3 separate regions of the Homo sapiens genome follow, and all the other regions are linked to region 1. Evidence: chromatin contacts called from ENCODE Hi-C or POLR2A ChIA-PET data. All regions are on one chromosome and are shown on one strand. Each heading gives the region's core, a stretch centred on a gene start or an enhancer-like site at or near the end of the contact. The rest is flanking DNA. Distances are from core to core; before and after follow the strand shown.

The links. A loop is a pair of places that touch in the nucleus more often than their neighbours do. ChIA-PET counts read pairs that join two places held with the same protein, here RNA polymerase II (POLR2A). Pooled maps may share reads with other maps.
Region 2: a map of endothelial cell of umbilical vein shows a loop between it and region 1 (5-fold over the local background). The contact joins two enhancer-like sites. A Hi-C loop is called at or near these places in 1 of 168 maps with a recorded cell type or tissue (endothelial cell of umbilical vein), 3 of 37 single-sample maps with no recorded cell type and 1 of 50 pooled maps. POLR2A ChIA-PET finds 5 or more read pairs at or near these places in 3 of 52 experiments (GM12878, OCI-LY7 and activated CD4-positive, alpha-beta T cell).
Region 3: a map of PC-3 shows a loop between it and region 1 (9-fold over the local background). The contact joins two enhancer-like sites. A Hi-C loop is called at or near these places in 6 of 168 maps with a recorded cell type or tissue (CD4-positive, alpha-beta T cell, PC-3, PC-9 and 3 more), 6 of 37 single-sample maps with no recorded cell type and 15 of 50 pooled maps.

The regions. Positions count from the first base shown.
Region 1 is chr6:128,653,766-128,657,651 of GRCh38, reverse strand. All of the region lies in intron 1 of LOC105377998 (a long non-coding RNA gene), which reads right to left. Among named protein-coding and RNA genes, the nearest start is that of PTPRK, 140 kb to the right of the region's middle. RefSeq lists an enhancer at 917-2,116. Within about 2 kb of position 1,456, at least 5 of the 41 ENCODE cell types and tissues checked have a DNase peak (open chromatin) inside an H3K27ac peak, as active enhancers do; they include PC-3, PC-9, endothelial cell of umbilical vein and 1 more, where a contact is called at or near this core.
Region 2 is chr6:128,694,087-128,698,188 of GRCh38, reverse strand. LOC105377998 (a long non-coding RNA gene) reads right to left here. Exons shown (of 3, transcript XR_001744339.2): 3 at 323-4,102. Among named protein-coding and RNA genes, the nearest start is that of PTPRK, 180 kb to the right of the region's middle. Within about 2 kb of position 1,353, at least 2 of the 41 ENCODE cell types and tissues checked have a DNase peak (open chromatin) inside an H3K27ac peak, as active enhancers do; they include endothelial cell of umbilical vein, where a contact is called at or near this core.
Region 3 is chr6:128,595,956-128,600,079 of GRCh38, reverse strand. No RefSeq gene overlaps it. Among named protein-coding and RNA genes, the nearest start is that of PTPRK, 77 kb to the right of the region's middle. Within about 2 kb of position 1,424, at least 3 of the 41 ENCODE cell types and tissues checked have a DNase peak (open chromatin) inside an H3K27ac peak, as active enhancers do; they include PC-3, PC-9 and mammary epithelial cell, where a contact is called at or near this core.

The sequences.
Region 1 (3,886 bases), core at 207-2,706:
GCTTACACCAAACTTATTACAAAAAAGGGAAAAAACTTGAATTCTTTATTAGTTAAAACTCCTGAATTAGAAGTACTATAAACTAAATTTAGCTAAAGTAAGTGAAAGAGAGAATTTATTATAAAGATATAAGTACATTTTATTAATGACCAAGAACAGAAATGCAGGCTGGTTTTAGAGAAACACTGGAACTAGGAAGCAGAAGACATAAAAATCCCAGGAAATTCCCTTCCTCCTCTCACTTCTGCTTCTTACTGAGCATTAAGTTCATTTATTCACCTCTTTCTCTGAACACCCCAGTGATATCATAACTAAGATATCTCTTCTACAGTGTCCTAAGATTACATCTTATTCATTCAAGTGACTCTCCTTGTTTTCAATTTAAATTTTACAGCCCAGATTTAAAGTCCCAGGAAAATAATGCTAATTAGGCCATCTTGATTCAGATGGTCACTGGATTAAAATAAACCATCATCAAAGAGGAAGAATCAGATTGTGCCAACAGGGCTATTATGGACCCACCCCCATGCTGCTATGGATTAGCCAAGTGATGAGAGGAGTAGTCAGGAAGGAGAAAAATATGAGAGACGGAACAACACTCTAATATGTCTACAAAAATAAAATATATATTCAAAAATCTACCAGAAAATGGAATTTAATGCTTTTCAGGTCTCTAGATTAAATATTAATTCATTCGTATACATTAAAGAGAAGAAACAATAAATGTAAAGATTTTATACTTTTTACTATATTAGAATTTTAATTCTGTTCCAGCCTGGGCAACATAGCAAGATTCCACTGCTACAAAATAATTTTTTTAATTAGCCAGTCATAGTGCATGTATGGAGTCCCAGGAGTTTGATGTTACAAAGCTATGATTGAGCCACTGCACTCCACCCTGGGCAAAAGAGCAAGACCCTGTCTGCCACTGCCTCCCCTCACCGACCAATCCACCACAAAAAAAATTATTTTAATTCTATGGACAATGAAATAGAACCAAAATAAGGGCAAGGTCAAACTAGAAGATATTAACAAATAAATAATACCCAAAAATCTAGATTATAAAGGAGCTCATACAAATAAGATAGATGGTCCTAGCAAAGATTTTTTTTTAAATAGGAATATGTTCAAAAATTCTTAATTCACAGTAATTATAGTCACAACATTTACAATGAAATTGATCTTTGAGATAAAACTGGTAAAAATCAACACAAAATTACTGAATTACTCATATATAAGAATGACTCATAGGACTATCAGTATTTGTGAATAAAGAGTTTTGGAAACCCCAAGTGAGATGACTAATTAGCAAAGATTGTAATGTCACTGGGACTGAGAGAGCTACAAACTTACCACAAAAGAAAGAGGGTTTATCAAGCAGGGGTATGTTGGCATGCAACAAAAGGAAACGGAGACCAAGAGGGCTAGATTCACAGGGAATCTCCACCATTGTCCTGGAGAGAGGATGTCTAGTCAGCTGACATGAGCTTCCTTGCCTATGTGAGAGATATGTCTGACAATGAGGAAATGATGCCTTAAAATTGATTGACATCACCACAAAACATTTCATTTCCCTGGCTAACACCACTCAGGAGCCAGTATACTCTAATCCCTGACAAACTGCTCAGGTCTCTTTGGAGAAAGCTACATTTTGCTGGTCAGAGTACCAGAGGGGAAAGTTACACAGAGATTCAGAAATCTTCACAGGATCTCCCTTCCCTCAAGGCTTTGGCTGAGTATTAATCAGGGTATTTCTGTGAGGAAACTCTCTGAGGATGGAAAAAGAACAACCCAAAAGGATTAGAGGAGAAAATTTACAGAGTTTTCACAGGGCCAAGAATAGTTTCTCTACCCACTAGTCAGAGTGGAAAATGGGGCATTGAGTAGTATATGCATAATGGCTTTTCTTCAGTAGCGTGACAAAATTAGCTGCTCTAATCCCACCTAACAAAGATTAAATTCAAGACCTGAAAGAACCCATCTGTTTCCGAGTAACTTAACTATGTCCCAGAACAAAGCTCAACAACATTTATAGTAATACAAAAATATCCATCACTCAATGAGGTAAATTTCACAAAGTCTGCCATACAAACATAAAAAAGCAGGAAAATAAGACTCATAACGAAGAGAAAAAATTAAATCAAAACTGACCCAGAAATTATGAAGATGATAGAACATATAAACAAAGACATTAAAACAGTTATTACAACTCTATCCAGGTGTTCAAGAACCAATAGGTCCCAGATATCTATGTTAGTTTTCTGCCTTAATGATGTGTCTAACACTGTCAGTAAGGTGTTAAGTCTCCCACAATTATTGTGTGGTTATCTAAGTCTCTTTATAGGTCTCTAAGAATTTGTTTTATGTGGCCCAATGTTGGCTGCCTAAATATTTAGGATAGTTAAGTTAAGTTAGGATAGTTAAGTTAAGTTAGGATAGTTAAGCTTAATAGAGGAAATATTAAGCATTTTAAATAGAAACATGGATGATATGAAGAAGACCTAACTCAAACCAGAGATAAAAATAGCAAAGTAAAAATAAGCTTTAATGCTTAATTCAAATCATACATAAAAATTAACTTAAATCATAGCCCTAAGTGTGAAAGTTAAAACTGTAAAACTTCTAGAATAAAATATAGTAGAAAATATTTGTGACCTTGCTATACTGTTTATATTGTTTTTTGTGTTATTTTTACATACTATGTAGAAAGCATGAACGTAAAAGAAAAACTGATGCTTGTACTCCATCAAGATTAAAAATGACTGCCCTTTGAAAGACACTTTGACAAAAATAAAAAGGCAAGATAAAGTCTGGGAGTAAACATTTACAGTACAAATTTCTGACAAAGGATTAGTTTCCAGAATATATAAAGACCTCTTACAACTAAATAATAAGAAAAACAATCAAATTTTAAATGGACAGAGAGTTGAACTGATGCATCACATAGAAAGATATATAAATTGCTAATGGGCATATGAAACATCATTAATCAACAGAAAAATCAAAATTAAGTCCACCAAATGCCCGTTAGAAATTGCTAAAGTTAAAAGTCTGACAATACAAAATACTGGCAAAAATGTGGAGCAATTAGAACTCTACTATAATGTTGGTGGGAATAATCAACCATCATTTGGAAAACATTTTGTGAGTCCCTTGTAAAGCGAAACATGAACAGAACATTCAAACCAGTCATTTAATTCTTATTTACCCAAGAAAATTAGTAATACTTGTTTACAGAAAGAAGAAGACATTTATGCAGCCAAAAACACATGAAAAAAATGCTCACCATCACTGGCCATCAGAGAAATGCAAATCAAAACCACAATGAGATATCATCTCACACCAGTTAGAATGGCAATCATTAAAAAGTCAGGAAACAACAGGTGCTGGAGAGGATGTGGAGAAATAGGAACACTTTTACACTGTTGGTGGGACTGTAAACTAGTTCAACTATTGTGGAAGTCAGTGTGGCGATTCCTGAGGGATCTAGAACTAGAAATACCATTTGACCCACCCATCCCATTACTGGGTATATACCCAAAGGACTATAAATCATGCTGCTATAAAGACACATGCACACATATGTTTATTGCGGTACTATTCACAATAGCAAAGACTTGGAACCAACCCAAATGTCCAACAATGATAGACCGGATTAAGAAAATGTGGCACATATACACCATGGAATACTATGCAGCCATAAAAAATGATGAGTTCATGTCCTTTGTAGGGACATGGATGAAATTGGAAATCATCATTCTCAGTAAACTATCGCAAGAACAAAAAACCAAACACCACATATTCTCACTCACAGGTGGGAATTGAACAATGAGAACACATGGACACAGGAAGGGGAACATCACACTCTGGGGACTGTTGTGGGGTT
Region 2 (4,102 bases), core at 104-2,603, 41 kb before region 1:
CACATTTAAAAATAAATAAAAGAGGCTGAGCATGGTGGCTCACTCCTGTAATCCCAGCACTTTGGGAGGCCGAGGCAGGTGGATCACTTGAAGTCAGGAGTTCGAGACCAGCCTGGACAACATGACGAAACCCTGTCTCTACTAAATACACACACCACACACAAATTAGCTGGGTGTGGTGGCAGGTTCCTATAATCCCAGCTACTCGGGAGGCTGAGGCAGGAGAATTGCTTGAAGCCGGGAGGTGGAGGTTGCACTGAGCTGAGATCACACCACTGCACTCCAGCCTGGGCGACAGCTAGACTCCATCTCAAAATAAATAAATACATACATACAGATACATACATACATGCAGGAATAAATAAGCTAACAGATACATTCTTCAATAGATGTGCATAAGTCATAATATGAAATTTAAACTTTTCGGACTCCTTCCTATGCAGAACTCTTTTTAAAAGCAACTACCATACAAGCAGTTCCCAAGTCATGTTCCCCATATATAACAATGAGAATCCTAGACTGGCACTTTGAGGAGTGCTTAATAAAGGATTTTTACAAATGTGTAGGCAGTTTCCTAAAGAGGGATAGTGAAGCAGCATACAGCTCACAACAGATGAGGAACATTGCCAGCTTTAGATAGAAGGGATAAGGAGAGGAAACAGTTATAAGGACCCAGACAGGGTAGCTCTATAAGAAAGGGCATCTGAAAGGAGTGTGGCCTTCAGTGGAGGGATGCAGCAAGTCTGTGGTGACCTGGCTATTTGGAGGAGGGAGTTGAGGGACCAAATGCCCCAACCCCTGTCTCCTCTCACCCTCTCATCTCCTATAAATGTCCCTCTTGGGCCAAACACAATCAAGAACCGAACACAGGGACACTCAGCATGAAGTTCCCGAAGATCAGTATCTTGAGCCTGGAATAGCACAGAGAAGGGTCCAGAGTGAGTCTGGAAGGGAAGCTATCCAATACGTCATGGGTTGCTAATAGTTGTTATATAAAAGGGAATTAAAAGTACACTGCCAAAAGAAATGCTGGCTGAAATAAAGGCAAACTGATACACAAAACAAGATTGTATATAGTCCCAAGTTGTGGAGAAGTATGTAGTGCATACTCTTTCCAAAATTTATTTTTAATTGAACTTTTTTTAAAGACACAGTAGAATTGGTGTTTGACAGATATCACTTTGTTCACACAGTGGGTGGTTTATCTGACTGTCTCCAACTAAATTGTAAACTTTACAGCAGCATCTATATCTTCTATCTCTCTGTCCGTATTGCCTGAGATATAAATGTTTATTGAATGACTCACAGTGCGTGAGTGATTCAATGAGTCAGCTTTGTAGTCTAATCTAATAATCAAGGCTATCCTAAAGCATTTTCAATGTTACCTTCAACGTCTACTCCTGCCAAGCTATTCCTGATATACATCTTATACTTTCTCCATCTGGTGCCTTGATAGTTCTGTGTTTTCCAACAAGAGCAGACTTCCTCAAGCTCAGTTTTGTTGATATTTAGGGCTGGATAATTCTCTGTTGTGGTGGGCCGTCCTGTGTTTTGTAGGATGTTTAGTAGCTTCCCACTAGATGCAAGTAGCACTTCCCTAGTTGTGACAACCAAAAATATTTCCAGAAATTGATAAATGTCCCAGGAATGGGGGACAGGGGACTATTGCCCTTGTTGAGAACCACTGTTCTAGAATACCACTACTGCCTTCTTTCCTATGAAATACAGGTACATCTAGGATATTATCTACACAAAAATTGAGTGCTTCCCAAAACCACATTTGATGCCTCTCTTTGTAATGTTTCAGCCTTTGCCATACTGGCTTTTAACCTATATTACATCAATCACTTTCACCTTAAATTTAATTACTTGATTATTTCATTGGATAAAAATTTCATGCAAGTGACATATTACTATATTTTCCAATTTACCGAGTGGCTTATCTTTTTTAAACTATAGCATTTGCTCAATAAATGTTTAAATGGATGAATAACCTTGTGTTTTCCATATGCAGAATTGTTATCATAGATGACACTTTGTCTTTGCATTAAGTAAAGAGCTTCAGAAAAAGAAAAATCTTAGTGGCTTTAACATGGCAAACCTCTTTTTGTAATAATGAGCTGGGAGCAATACTCGCTCACTCAATGGGATTTGAGAGAGGCGTATAAACATGAAAAAAACAAAATTCGGAAAAAAAACTTACCTATTATTTCACAAGTTAAGCATCAAGATAGAAAGCAGAATTTCATATGTTTCCTAAGTGTTGTTTTAAAATTTTTTAATTAACACCTGGATCCGAATAGAGCATTTAAAAACAAGTTTAAAAGACCAAATGAATGACTTTGACTGGTTACCATAACAAATTACCTTTAATAATGAGGCCTATAAAATTGTTTTCATCTTCAAAGTACTTTAAAGCTTTAATTAATTATTGCAAGACTCCTGTGCAATAAATAATTAGGTATTATTATTGCTCCATTTATTGATGGGAAAATGAAAGATAATTGTTTAAGAATTTTCTCCAATTTATTTAGGTCAGCTACAATGTTAAATATCTAATTCCTTTCAGAATAATTTTTAAAAAATGTATAACCTGAGTTAAGAATGCTTTTTATGAAATATATTTTGTGAAGTTTGGTAACAGAAACCTCAAGTAATTTCTAATATCAGAGCTACAAATAACAAACTCTCCTGTTTCTACCAAATATTAAATCATACTTCCATCTTCAGTATTCCAGTTCACAAACTATAAAACTTTGAAAAGTGATGATTTCTAGAAATTACATTTCCATTCCTTCAGCATCATTATTAGTAACTGGATGAACGTATTCTGTGAAAAAACATGTAATCTTTTAAAATTCTAGCTCAAAAAGAAATAAATTTCAAAATATAATTTGATGATATTCTAGGATTTACAAACCTAGCACTTCCCTTGGGAAGTAAAATGACAAGAAATTTACTATGTTCTGTCACATTTTCTAATGTATTCAGAAGTAAACTGCTGGAAAAGTTTTACATATTTCTGTCAATTTTGTGTTTGTGAATTTGCTGTTTCTGATGAATTATAGGGTATGCTCACAGATTTAGGGAAACAAATTTCTTGTTCTCTTACTTTCATAAAGTATGGACTTGTCTTCAAATTTCCACCATTTACTCGTAATACAGATATTCAAAATGATGTCTGCAGCAGTACACTCAACTTAAATGAATCTGTATCTCCTTGGAGGTCTCAATCATTTCTGTACCCCTTTTCCTAATTGGTCAGTTAAGTAGCAACTTCTCACGAAACACCCAGTTTCTACAATCATAAGTTGCCTTCTACTGAGGAGTATGTACTTCTATATAATAGGTCAACCTACAACAGTTTCACTTCTTGAGAAAACACAAACATAAACTAATGTATCACTAGCTGCAGAGGGTTACAAAGCAGGAAGCATTTAAGAAAGGAAGGAAGCAGAGTAAAGGGTGAGAGAACTGGGTTAGTACCTAACACTTCAAATAAAAGTTGTTCACTCAGTGTAAAAAAGGTGAGGGAAAGGAATTGACAAGATGGGAAACACTAGGAAATTCTATAGTAGCAGACAGGAGAATATTTGGAAGCAGTCACTGTCAGTGCTGGTTTTCTTTTTTTTTTTTTTTTTCACTAATGGGATTGCTCTTGACTAGAGACCATCAACAAGGCCATGACCTCTGGCAGGAGAGAGATATGGTTAGCCCTACACAATAGCCACTTCCAAATGCTGCCCTGAAACAGCCTCTTTCTTACAATTTCTACATTTTTAGACATCTACATGCTTGCCACTGCTAGGACATTAGTCAGAGTGAGTGGGTAAGTGAAGTCAAGAGGGGAAAGACAAAATACACCTGAGGTGATACAGAAAACAGTCAACGCTAACATATCCCCTAAGTTCACACTAAGATGCCAATATAAGAACACTCACAGTCAGAAATATTTCACTTGCTTTTTTTTTTTCTTTCAGAGGCAATGTGAGCCTTCAGTGATTGAATAAAAATTTGGCAAAGTGTGACTTAAGAGTTACAGGAATCTTAAGCCTTAGATTAGGACGATGTCATCTCTATTAAACAACAAACATGTTATTTT
Region 3 (4,124 bases), core at 175-2,674, 58 kb after region 1:
ATTTTACTGAGAGACTTGCCTATTCTATAGCTTTATGGCACTACTTTTGTCCCTTCGGGGAAAAAAAACCATTCTTCTCACATTGTGCTGATAGCAACATGTTTTTTTAGCTCACAGAGATGTGGGGCATTGTACGAACTGATAAAGTGAAATGTTAGGAGCCTATGATCTAACTCAGATGCCAGCCCGGGTACAATCGTAGACACAAAAAGAGATTATTACACTTTCCCAGAGCAGGATGCAGATACTCACAGGCTCACAGAGGATTGTGCCTTGTGATTTAGTTAGTTGTTTGCATGGTTATCTCTTTTATTAAATTTCAAGATTCTATAGAGCAGGAACTTCATCTTATTCACCTTTGGCACAGCCAGCTACCCCTAACATACACACATAAAAATATACACAAGCACACATATAAACAAACATACCTACACACACACACCCCTAGCATTTTACTTTACACCCCACACACTGCATTACTACCTACCTCTTAAATGAGTGGATTTCATCAGCAATGTAAAACCTCGAATGAGACAATTAAGCACTTGTATATGAAGTTTTTGAAACTCATAGAGTCAAATTATAATGGTTTTTAAAACTATGTAACACTGTTTTGCTTTTTTAAATGTTTAGACAAGTGGATTTGACACAAATGCAATAAAGCCTGAGAGGCAGTAAATGAAAAAAAATCATGAAAAAAGAAATTAAGAGACTCTAGAGCCACTGGACTATTCGGGTTGATTAAATGATGTCTGCAAAATGCTGATGACTGGACCTATTGTGGCATTTGCTAATCCAGCAAATATTTACTAAGTACCTATTTTAATAGTTACTTGCTCTGTGCCAAGCATTGTCCTAAGTGCTTATGCATATTGACTTATTTAATCTCTCCTAAGAGGTAAACACTATTATGAAAATACCTGTTTTTAGGAAAGTAAACTGAAGTAGGAGTAATTTCAGTGACTTGCCTAAATTCACATAAATAATATGGAGTTGAGTTTTAAGCTGAACCACGCAGGCTGGCTCCAGATCACAAGCTCTTAACTGCTATGTGATAATGCCAACCCCTGGGCTAGAAATGGGAGATATAAAAATAGTCAAATGGTACATACATCTTCTTGGTTTTCATAAAGCTTGGAGTTTTGAAGTGGTAACATGCTTAAAACCACCAGTTGCAATCACAACTGGCAAGTGCCACAAGGGACAAGGAAGGGACTCTAGGAACAGGTTAGTGCAAGTCATTCTAACCTAAAGATTATGAGGCTAGTCATAATAGGAAAAGGTACAGACAGTAAGATAGGTGAGCACCGCTTTCCTATTGACCTTGTTTTCTATTTGTCTTTGATGAGGAGGTATGCATGACTCAGCCAGAGATATTGAAGGAAGGAATCTTTCCAAATGATTCCTCAGGTATGAACTTTGAGGGACATACCTCTGCGGAGCAGAAAGTTAGCATCTGACTAGACAGATGTGATTACCCAGTTGGAAACTCTCAGCATGGACTGTTGGGAGGGACAGTGTTTCCAAGAAGCCAAAAGTGCAGAAAGAACAGCACAGTCAACAGAAGATCCTGATAACCTTTGCTAAGGTTATAGTGCGTGTCATGGGCATGAGAAACTTTGGGGAACCAGGTACCTGCTAAGAAAGTTCCTCTAAAAGTCAGTTTAAATCTCGGTGATTAATTAAACATTTTTATGCCTCATCATAGTAGTTAAGTACTTTCTATGTACCAAACTCTATGGTAAGTCTTGGGAGAAAAAATATTATTATTATTGCTATCCTGATCAAAGTTATGACATGGGAGAGCTGGCATAGGAACCAAAGCCTAACTTATTCCAAAGCCAGTTCTTATGGCAACTGTGGCTTGTGACCAAAATTCTTGCTGGGGTTTGCAAATGAAGCAAGTTAATACCTGTTCATAAGTAGGAACTAGTGACTCATTGGATCTGAGTGGAGAGCTTGACATAGAATCATCCTACAACTCCCAGAAGTAATTTGTCACTTAATGCCACTGATGCCCCAAAGTGTGATAGTCAAATCTATGGGGACACACTAGAAACAAATGTAAGATTTTGTCCCCATTTCAAAGTCTGTATGAATTTCCAGTCTTGGTTGATTAGATTCTTTCATTCAACATTAATTATGGCAGGATATCTAGGGACAGGGCAAAGTAGTAGTCAGGAGAAGAGCTAAAACTGAGGAGAAACACATTTTAAAATGTCAGGGAAATGGATACACATAGGTATCAAGAGAATGGACATAAATATTGCAAGCTGGGAGTTGCAAAGGCCCCAGCAAACAGCTTCTGGATGATCAATAGAAATGCAAGGGGAAAAGCAAAATGTGTGCTCAAACAGGGAAGCTATGAGAAATTGTCAGGAGAGCCAAAGAAATAGAGAAAGTGGAGAGGAGACAAGGCAAGACCTATAGCCGGGTCTGACCCCTGGCCTGAGGCAACTTGCTCTCGTGCTGCCAGTTCTTGAGTTCCTTGTCCCCTTGCTGAGAACGAATGAGCCATGGCAGGGTATCATATATGCTAAGAACAGAGGGCAGTAACCAGGAGTGAAACAGTGGGTGAGGGCAGGAGATGATACAGCTGAGTTCATCGAAATGGTTAGTGGGGGTACAAAAGTGCTGTTGCAGTATTTTCTGCAAGTCCACCTCAAGAGGCCAAAATATTTTCAACAAAAATGCCATTGGTTTTTACAAATTATGACTGAAAAATTATTCTTAAAACATTTGAGGACAAAGAGACCCATTTGCAAGCCCAAAACATTAAAGCTTTCCAGGACTTTCCTTCTACAGCTTTGCAACTGCCTTAGGACTTGCTTTCTGAATCATTTCCTGACCATCACTAGTTTCATGCTCCTCTAACAGACCAAAAATGTGGCATATTTGGGCATCATATGAAGTATATATTGGATTAGGCACCTATAGGTACATTACCCATTTCCTAAATTGTACCTTTATGTTTGATTACAATTACTTTGTGGCTTATCTATTAATCTATCTTGCATCACAGCTAGGATTACTAAATACAGGGTAAAGGGATTCTAACATCCTTTATAAAATATGGCAATGCTTAACTGAGTATATTTTCAGTTCCAGGCACAAGTCTGTTTAATTATACTATTCCTTTTGTAAGTTAGGTTGAACATAATGTTATTTTACTCAAATAATGTACTTAACTACTTTGAAAATCTATACCTCAATGAGTTTCTAGAAGAGCTCTCTAAAACTAACCAGTTCACTAATAATGTGGTCCCAAAATAACTTCCTTATTTTAATAAGAGGAAGTATTTTTGTCACCTCTAGTAACTTGGGTGGTGCTTTTGGGAATCACGAAGTAAGAATTTATTTCCCTATGTGCAGACCTCTATCTGTAGGTTCCTACCATTGTCCTTGGGGCTTCTGGCTGGCTTATTACAGATTCAACATATTGTCTTTTGTCCTTTTGGTTCCTGTCACTGTCTTCTCTTTTCCATTCGTTTTCATGGTATCTACTTGGTTTTGGAATATCTTTATGGTTGCTTTTTCCCCTTTGTACAAAATGTTGTCTCGTTCTTTGAGCATTTCAAAAGCCCTCCCCAGTGACTTGAATTTGAAGAAAGCTGCAGGGTTGTAGCTCAGTGGAAAGCTTAGAATGACAGTGAAATGCCTAAACAGGGACTACTCTTTCTGAATAGGGAAACCTAAAAATAAAAGCTGTCTGCAGCTGGGACTGTGTGCCAAGACAACTATCACTGAGATGCAGAGGAAATAAAAAACATAAATAAAAAACAACCTTGCTAGAAAGGATGCAAGTGTTAAATTGGTGCCAAGGTAGAAACCTGGAAAAGGCCAACTTCATCATAGTTGGTTTATCATCCACAGGTAGTTTGATGTGGTGGAAGTTTGCTTTGTCCCAGAAATGTCATCCCCACGAATGCAAGGATACTCAGCAAGAAACTCTAGGCCAGCTTAACTTCCTAAAAACAACTGAAGGTCCCTAGGCATCTCTCTTTGATTTTCTTCTTTGTACACAAGGATGCTTGATTTTTTATTGGCAGTTTTTTTCACGAGCAAGCCTTTTGAGTAGTCAATTTCAATTCTGAATTTCTTCCCCTCCTCCTCTCAGTCTTTCA